Linked DNA regions of Homo sapiens: region 2 is linked to region 1. Evidence: read pairs that join two places in POLR2A ChIA-PET (ENCODE). Cell type or tissue: OCI-LY7. All regions are shown on one strand.

Region 1 (4,000 bases):
GTCAATGGAAGACGTCAATGAAACTACATGTAGTCTTTAGGACATGCAATGAATAAAAGCATTGTTTTTATTGGTATCGTTATTTAAAATATTTGTAATGATTCATTTTACCAATAAATTAAAACTATATTGAACTCACTTCTTTGAAAAAAAGTTAATCTAGGCCAGGCATGGGGGCTCGTGCCTGTAATCCCAGCACTTTGGGAGGCCAAGGTGGGCAAATCACTTGAGGTCAGGAGTTCAAGACCAGCCTGGCCAACTGGTGAAACTCCATCTCTACTAAAAATACAAAAATTAGCTGGGCGCGGTGGTGCATGCCTGTAGTCCCAGCTACTCGGGAGGCTGAGGCAGGAGAATCGCTTGAACCCAGGAGGCAGAGGCTGCAGTGAGCTGAGATTGTGCCATTGCACTCCAACCTGGGCAACAGAGCGAGACTCCATCTCCAAAAAAAAAAAAAAAAAAAAAGTTAGTTAATCTGAATGGGGTTCTACCTCGTAACTAATTCCCATTCCAAGTCACTGAAGTATGGAACAGAATATAGATTCTGAGCCAGAGCTGGGTTCTAATTTCACCTCTGCCACTTACCAGCAACATCACCTCTTCAGTAACTTAAACTCTAAGCCTTGGTTTCCTTACCTGTAGAGTGAAAATGATCATATCAATCCCTGAAGGTTGAGGGGAAGATTAAATAGATGTAATACACATAAAACACCTTACACGCTGCCTGACACACAGTAGGCCCTCAGTGAACAGTAGCTATCATCATTACTCATATAAAATCATGATTATTCAAATGCCTTGCTTACGGTCCTATATCACAGAACCATATGATAATGGTTTATGATAATCACCAGACATCTCAAAGAATAATCCATTTTGTTCTGGAAGGATGGGTAAAGTCACCTCAGGCATGCAATGAAAAAAAAAAAACCAGCTGAAATCGAGGGACAATGATCCCATCTTGCACAGTGCAGACCTCAGTTTCTCCTGGAGAGGTCCAGTTTCCATGATTCTGATGATATAAATCTTCAAAGACAACATTTAGCTAGGGTATCATTGCCAGGAAGGTAGATTGTCTCAGAGGCACCACACTTTAGAGAAGAGATCATTCATTGCTTCTTAAAATTTCTCTTGGCAGGTTTTAGAAATAGACTAATGTGTCTTTGTAGAGTAAAATCCCCCTCCCCTGACCCCCCAGCAATCACGTAACATGAGTTTGCTCAGAGTTTATAAAAAATGGCATCTTTCAAATGACTACCATTGGCCTTACCTACTACAGATGAATCAAATTCCAATCCATCCTGATATCCTTAGGCAGGGCATCAACACTGATATAAGCCATAACTAAACACTACAGGTGCAGGGTCATCAAACTTTTTTGTAAACGGCCAGAATAGTCAATATTTTAGGTTTTGTGGGCCATCTGGTCTCTTTTGCAATGACTCAACTCTGCCACCGTAGCAAAAAAGCAGCCAAGGAGCATATGTAAAACAATGGACATGACTGTGTTCCAAGATTTTTTTATTTACAAAAACAGGTGGCTGACTCATGGGCCATACCTGATGTAAACAAAGAGAAAATTAAGTATGTAAAATTTTTATTTCACTTATAATACCTTGATTTTGATTCACCTCAAGCAGACTGCCTCCTCTCAGCTCTTTTCATTTTCAATTAAAAAAAACTTAATAGGTAATTGACACAAAAATGAAAGCAATATAAGGAAGTATACACAGAGTTCTCATTTCTGCCTTCATTCACTGTCTAACTTGCCCCCTACAGGTCACCACTTTTAATAGTTATTCAGAGCATCACACACCCTTCGCCCAGAAAAGGAGCACACAGTACTAGACTTAACTGTTCTGTACCCTGCTTTTGATTTAATTCACATGAGAAAACTTTCTATTAATCACATACAACTTCTTCGTTCTATTCTAGCTGCAGTCATTCCTAGTGTGAATGTACCCTCAGAGACTCAGCAGCCCCATACAGGACAATACTAGTTTCTGGTCTTTTGCTATTACAAATAAAGGCTGGGGGAAGAGTACAACAAAAACTTTTTTTTTTTTTTTTTAAAGACTGGGTTTCACTCTGTCACCCAGGTTGGAGTGCAGTGGCATGACCATGGCTCACTGCAGCCTTGACCTTCAAACTCCTGGGCTCAAGTGATCCTCCCGCCTCAGCCTCCCAAGTAGCTAAGACTACAGGTGCACGCCACCATGCCCAGCCAAAAACCTTTTATGTGTATCATTTTGTACAGGTATTGTTACAGCTACAGGATAAATTTCCAGAAGTGGGAATCCTGGATCAAAGGGTCAATGAATGTATGATCTGCTAGAAACTGACAACATGTCCTCGACAAGGGTTGTTCCATGTTCGTACTCCCACCAGAAGCACCCAGGAGTATCTTCTCACCTTATTTTCATCAGGAAAAAAGCTGAAAACTACTTTAAATATTCACTTAGGTACCTGCGTCCCAAAGACCACCCCATGTTCTGAGATTCGACAGAAGGATCCATGGGACTTAGTATATAGTTGTACTTAGAGCCAATATTTATTACAGCAACTTAACAAGGATACAAGGATCATAAAGGAAAAAGACACAAGCTGGGCACAGTGGCTCATGCCTGTAATCCCAACACTTTGGAAGGCTGAGGTGGGTGAATCACTTGAGGTCAGGAGTTCGGGACCAGCCTGGCCAACATGGTGAAACCCCATCTCTACTAAAAATACAAAAATTAGCCAGACGTAGTGGTGCATGCCTGTAATCCCAGCTACTCGGGAGGTTGAGGCATAAGAATCACTTGAACCTGGGAGGCAGAGGTTGCAGTGAGCTGAGGTTACTCCCTGGGCGACAGGGTGAGACACCACCTCAAAAAAAAAAAAAAAAAAAAAAAGGGAAAAAGACACACGTGGAGTCTGGAAGAATCCACATGCAGACTTCCTTATGCTCTCTCTTCCCAGGAGATATCGCATGGGCACACTTTGCCCCTACCAATGAAGTCACAATAATATGTGTGACAGTTCTGCCCAGAAAAGCTGGTTAGAAAGGCAGGCTGGTCATGGAGGCACCCTCTGCCTAAACATATTGAAATTCCAGACTCCAGGAAGGAAGGAAAGGTGTTCAGCATAAGCCATAGTGTTAGCACAGTCTAGCCATCCTGAACCAGCCTTATCACTTAGGGAAAGTTCTTATCACTGCAGGGAACTGCTTACCACCAAGTTCCCGATGCCAGCCAAGGGCCAACCTTGCAAGCTGGCCTTGTCCAAGATAGTCTCAGATTGGTCAAGTCAACCCTTTTCTGTACAACCTCACATGATGAAATTATCTCAGGTAGGCTAGCCAGCTGGTTTGAAACTATACCACCAGTGGCAGGAAGCAGATATGGCTTTGGGGGAATTCTGGCTTGGGGTGACAAGTTCTGTTTGGTCGGCTGCTTGTCTGGAACCGCTTCACACCATTTGAAACCAACTGTGGCACTCCAGGCACTGCTGCAGGGAAGTGTGCCTGGCATGACAACATTGTCTCCTAACAAAATTACTATTTATTTCAAGCTGCTTCTTTTAAAAAATGCCCCCATTCTGTAGAACTACAAAGGGCCAAAAAGGATCTGAGGATGGTGCTGGCTTCATAGATTTTCATGAAAGAAAGACTGTACTAGCTCAGAGAGAAAGCTGACAAGAGAAGAGATGGCTTTTGGCTTAGAACTGAGATTTAAATATACAGACTCCTTAACTGAAGGTTTCTCTCCACAGCAAGTTATCTTCCAGGGATTCTATGAAAGTACATGTTTTCTAATGCAATTACCTCCACCTGTGCTTTTAAAAAATAAGTAATGAAACCAAAATTACAGCTAGACAGGAGGAATAAGTTTTAGTGTTCTATACCACTCTGGGATGGCTAGAGTTAACAATATATCATTTCAAATAGCTAAGAAGATATTGAACATTCCTAACAAAAGGAAATAAATGTTTGAGATGAGGGATATGCTAATTACCCTGA
Region 2 (4,000 bases), 130 kb before region 1:
GGAGGGCTGAGATGGGCAGATTGCTTCAGCCCAGGACTTCGAGACCAGCCTGGGCAACATGGTGAAACTCCATCTCTACATGAAATACAAAAAGTAGCCAGGCATGGTGGTATGTGCCTGTAGTCCCAGCTACTCAGGAGGCTGACGCAGGAGGATCACCTGAGCCCAGGGAGGTCAGGGCTGCAGTGAACCAAGATCGCACCACTGCACTCCAGTCTAAGTGACAAAATGAGACCCTGTCTCAAAAAAAAAAAAAAAACAGATTGGCAGAAGAGATGAAACTACGAGAAACTGGGGGGAAAAATATAAGTGATTCCATGGCTTTTAGCACAGATAATTGAAATCTAGATGAATGATGGATGGGTGGGGGCATGGATGGATTTACCCCAAGGTAACCCCACGGTGTGTATTTTTAACACAAGGACTTTGGAGTCAAAGTTAGGTTCAGGTCTAGCTCTGCTACTTACTGGCAGTGTGACCACAGGCAGTCCTTAACTTCCTAATGTCCGTTTTCTCATCTGTTAAATAGTGCTAACACTGTAGCACCTTATGGTGCACTTATGAGGATCACACAATCTAATGCATGTAAAGTACCCAGTACAGTGTCTGACCCACAGTACATGCTCAATTAATGTTAGTGGAATAACATGGGAGACCGTATGCACACTGGGATGTGGTGACTAGTAACTTCTCAACACGGAGTGGAAATCAAGTAAACCGGGAGTTACAGTCAGTCTCCTAGAACATACATCTGAGGTGTGTTAGAAGCCAAGACTTAGCAAGCCTCATTGGGCCTTCTGCTGATTCACACAGAACACACAATGAAATCAGAAGAAATCTGATATGTACTTGCTAATGAATGACACATTTTATAAAGGAAATCAAGGCACAGCTGGCACTTTTAACTCTAGAATTGGAAGGCCATGACTATGGAAGAAAAGGCAGATCAGAACTCCTGGCATGATGACGTAAGATTTAAAATGCTATTTGGGGCAGGGGTGGAGGGGTGGGGGACTATAGACTGCAGGCCAAATCTAGCCTTGCCCATCATTTTGCGACCATCTAAGGCTGCTCTCACGCTTCAATGGCAGAGTTAAGCACCTGTGACACAGACCAGCTGTCCCACAAAGCCAACAATATTTACTATCTGGCCCTTTAAAGAAAATGTTTGCCCCTGTTTTAGGGGAAAGATAAGAAAAAGGTCCAAACAGAAAAAGTGGATAACAAAGACGAGCTGGAATGATAAAAAAGCTATGCAAAACTAGAAGAACTGGCAATAATTCTCCAAAGTGAAGGGAAGGACAGGGAGTTGAAATTTGAACCAAGTAAACAATGATATCATGAATTCTTGCTGGACTAGATTTCAGAGCTGGAGTTTGCCAAGGGAAGGGCTTCTTACTTTCTTCAGTACATTTAAGCAGCAGCAAAAAAAAAAAAAAAAAAAAAAAAAAGCAAAAGCAGCAGCAGAAGGAAATATATGTACACATATGTATAAGCAAGATAACATGCATCCCCACACTCACCCCTATATGGAAAGCCACGAATGGGCAAGCAGCATGGCGCTAAGTCAGCAGGAAGACAGAAAGGGAACTCAAAGACCGACTGCATGAGGATGCTGTTACCAACTACCCAGCTGCGCAAAAGATGAGACAGAGCTTTCTTTATATACATTCCATGCTTGACTTCAGCTGCCAATTATTTGATTTTGTAAACAGCTGAAGAAGCAAGAAGGGCTGTAGCTTTTCATTCAGTTCTGCCAAGGAAAAACTGACAGGTGAAGTGGAAGAACTGAAAACCCTGGGAGAAAATGACCTCATTGTCTCGGGAGGGGAACAGCTGCAAACACTTAGCAAATACTTGAGGGTATGGAGCAAAGGTAAGACACACGCTAGGATTCTGCGCTGTCCAATCTATGGAACTTTCTGCGAGGACAGAAATGTTCTACACCTGTGCTGTCCAATATGTGAGCTAGTGTGCATTAGAAATGTGGCTAGTGTAGGCCAGGCGCGGTGGCTCACGCCTGTAATCCCAGCACTTTGGGAGGCCAAGGTGGGCGGATCACGAGGTCAGGAGATCGAGACCATCCTGGCTAACATGGTGAAACCCCATCTCTACTAAAAATACAAAAAATTAGCCGAGTGTGGTGGTGGGCACCTGTAGTCCCAGCTACTCGGGAGGCTGAGGCAGAAGAATGGTGTGAACCTGGGAGGCGGAGCCAGAAGAATGGTGTGAACCCGGGAGGCGGAGCTTGCAGTGAGCCAAGATCGTGCCACTGCACACTCCAGCCTGGTGACAGAGCAAGACTCCATCTCAAAAAAAAAAAAAAAAAAATGTGGCTAGTGAGAATGTAGAACTGAATTTTAATTAAACATAAATAGCCATATGTGGCTAGTGGCCACAGTACTAGACAGCACAGCTCTAGATCAATGATTCCAAACTAGTGGCACAATCTTAGCGCACTGCAACCTCCGCCTCCCAGGTTCAGGAGATTCTCCTGCCTCAGCCTCTTGAGTAGCCAGGAGTATAGGCATGTGCCACCATGCCCGGCTAATTTTTGTATTTTTAGTAGAGACGGGGATTCACCGTGTTGGCCAGGCTGGTCTCACACTCCTGGCCTCAAGTGATCTGCCCACCTTGGCCTCCCAAAGTGCTGGGATTACAGGCATGAGCCACCATGCCCGGCCTGATTCCAAACGTTTTATAAAAGTTCTGTGACTTCCTCCACCTTCCCTTCACCAACAAAAACAAGTATTACTTAGAATTCCAATATATAATACAGATAAAGCAACTGCCATTACTGAATTACCTGCGTTGACATGACTGTGTATGTATGGTCTGCTCGATTTTCCCATCGCCTTAAATAGGGGCCTTTGAAGCATCTCCAAGAGAGGCTTGGCCCAGAGGTGTTGAGGAGGTAGCTACACAGAATTTGGGAATAGATTAAACTGGGAAATTGAGGACAAGAGGAGAATCTAGGATGGTTTCCATATGTCTAGCTGAGGTGAACAAGCAGAACAGTGGCCCCTCTCCTAAGACATCCACATCCTAATCTCTGCAACTTGTGAGTATGTTAGGGCCCACGGCAAAGAGGAATTAAGGTTGCTCATCAGCTGACCTTAAGATAGGAACATTGTCCTGGATCATCCAGGTGGACCCAATGTCATGACAAGGGCCTTAAAAGTAGAATAGGGAAGCAAAAGAGGAAAGTCAGGGGGAAGTGACAGAAGAATGGTCACAGCAATGTGATCTTGACAGCTTTGAAAATGAAGGAAGGGGCCACAGCCAAGGAATGCAGGAGGCCCCCAGAAGCTGGAAAGTACAAGGAAACAGATTCTTGTTTGGCTCTCAAGTGAGAGCCAGAACTCTCACTTGTGGTGGAAACAGCAGCTGTCTTCAGTGGCTAGGGAAACCTGGGCTTTTGAGAAGGAGAAGACTAAAGAAATAAACTTGGTGATACAAAGAGCTCTCTGACTACCTTAAATTTAAAGAGGCCACATGGAAGATGTAAGAAGTAGGACACTAACTAGTAATGAACATAAAAACGGGACCAGAAATCAGTGAGGCTAGCATCAGAAGGGCAAAGGCCTACAATGAGTTGAAGTGTGTAATATATATTTAAAAAAAAAAAAAAAAAAAGAGGCTTTTTAGGCTACGATCAGGAAAAAGCAAGGGAGAAGGGTCAACTGCTTCAAGCGCTTGCTACACACTGAAATAATGGTGGATGCTGACCTGTTTAACTTCCATTTTCTCTGTTAAATGACTTTTCAAATAGCAAGCATGGAAGAAACAAGGTTAGGCAGGCTGCGAACCTCAAGATAGGTATATTAAGAAAACGTCTAGGGATCCGTTCCAAGATGGCCAAATAGGAACACCTCCGGTCTGCAGCTCCCAGCGTGATCAACGCAGAAGATGGGTGATTTCTGCATTTCCAACTGAGGTACCTGGTTCATCTCATTGGGACTGGTTGGACAGTGGGTGCAGCCCATGGAGGGCGAGCTGA

Evidence for each region. ChIA-PET counts read pairs that join two places held together with the same protein. Peaks named below come from ENCODE experiments on the same cell type or tissue, not always from the same donor. Only the 100,000 strongest peaks of a DNase experiment are listed, where the experiment ranks them.
Region 2: POLR2A ChIA-PET joins it to region 1 with 9 read pairs; 3 of 35 experiments call an interaction of 5 or more read pairs at or near these places.

The regions. Positions count from the first base shown.
Region 1 is chrX:13,850,720-13,854,719 of GRCh38, forward strand. It overlaps a transcript of GPM6B not described here. Among named protein-coding and RNA genes, the nearest start is that of GPM6B, 36 kb to the left of the region's middle. In OCI-LY7, a CTCF peak has its summit at 1,787 (motif pointing left); a DNase peak (open chromatin) is centred at 1,782.
Region 2 is chrX:13,720,784-13,724,783 of GRCh38, forward strand. The region is part of intron 2 of TRAPPC2 (trafficking protein particle complex subunit 2); the gene reads right to left. It also overlaps a transcript of OFD1 not described here. Among named protein-coding and RNA genes, the nearest start is that of TRAPPC2, 12 kb to the right of the region's middle. In OCI-LY7, no CTCF peak of the experiment used is centred here; DNase peaks (open chromatin) are centred at 1,098 and 1,628; H3K4me3 peaks cover 1,184 bases; H3K27ac peaks cover 2,601 bases.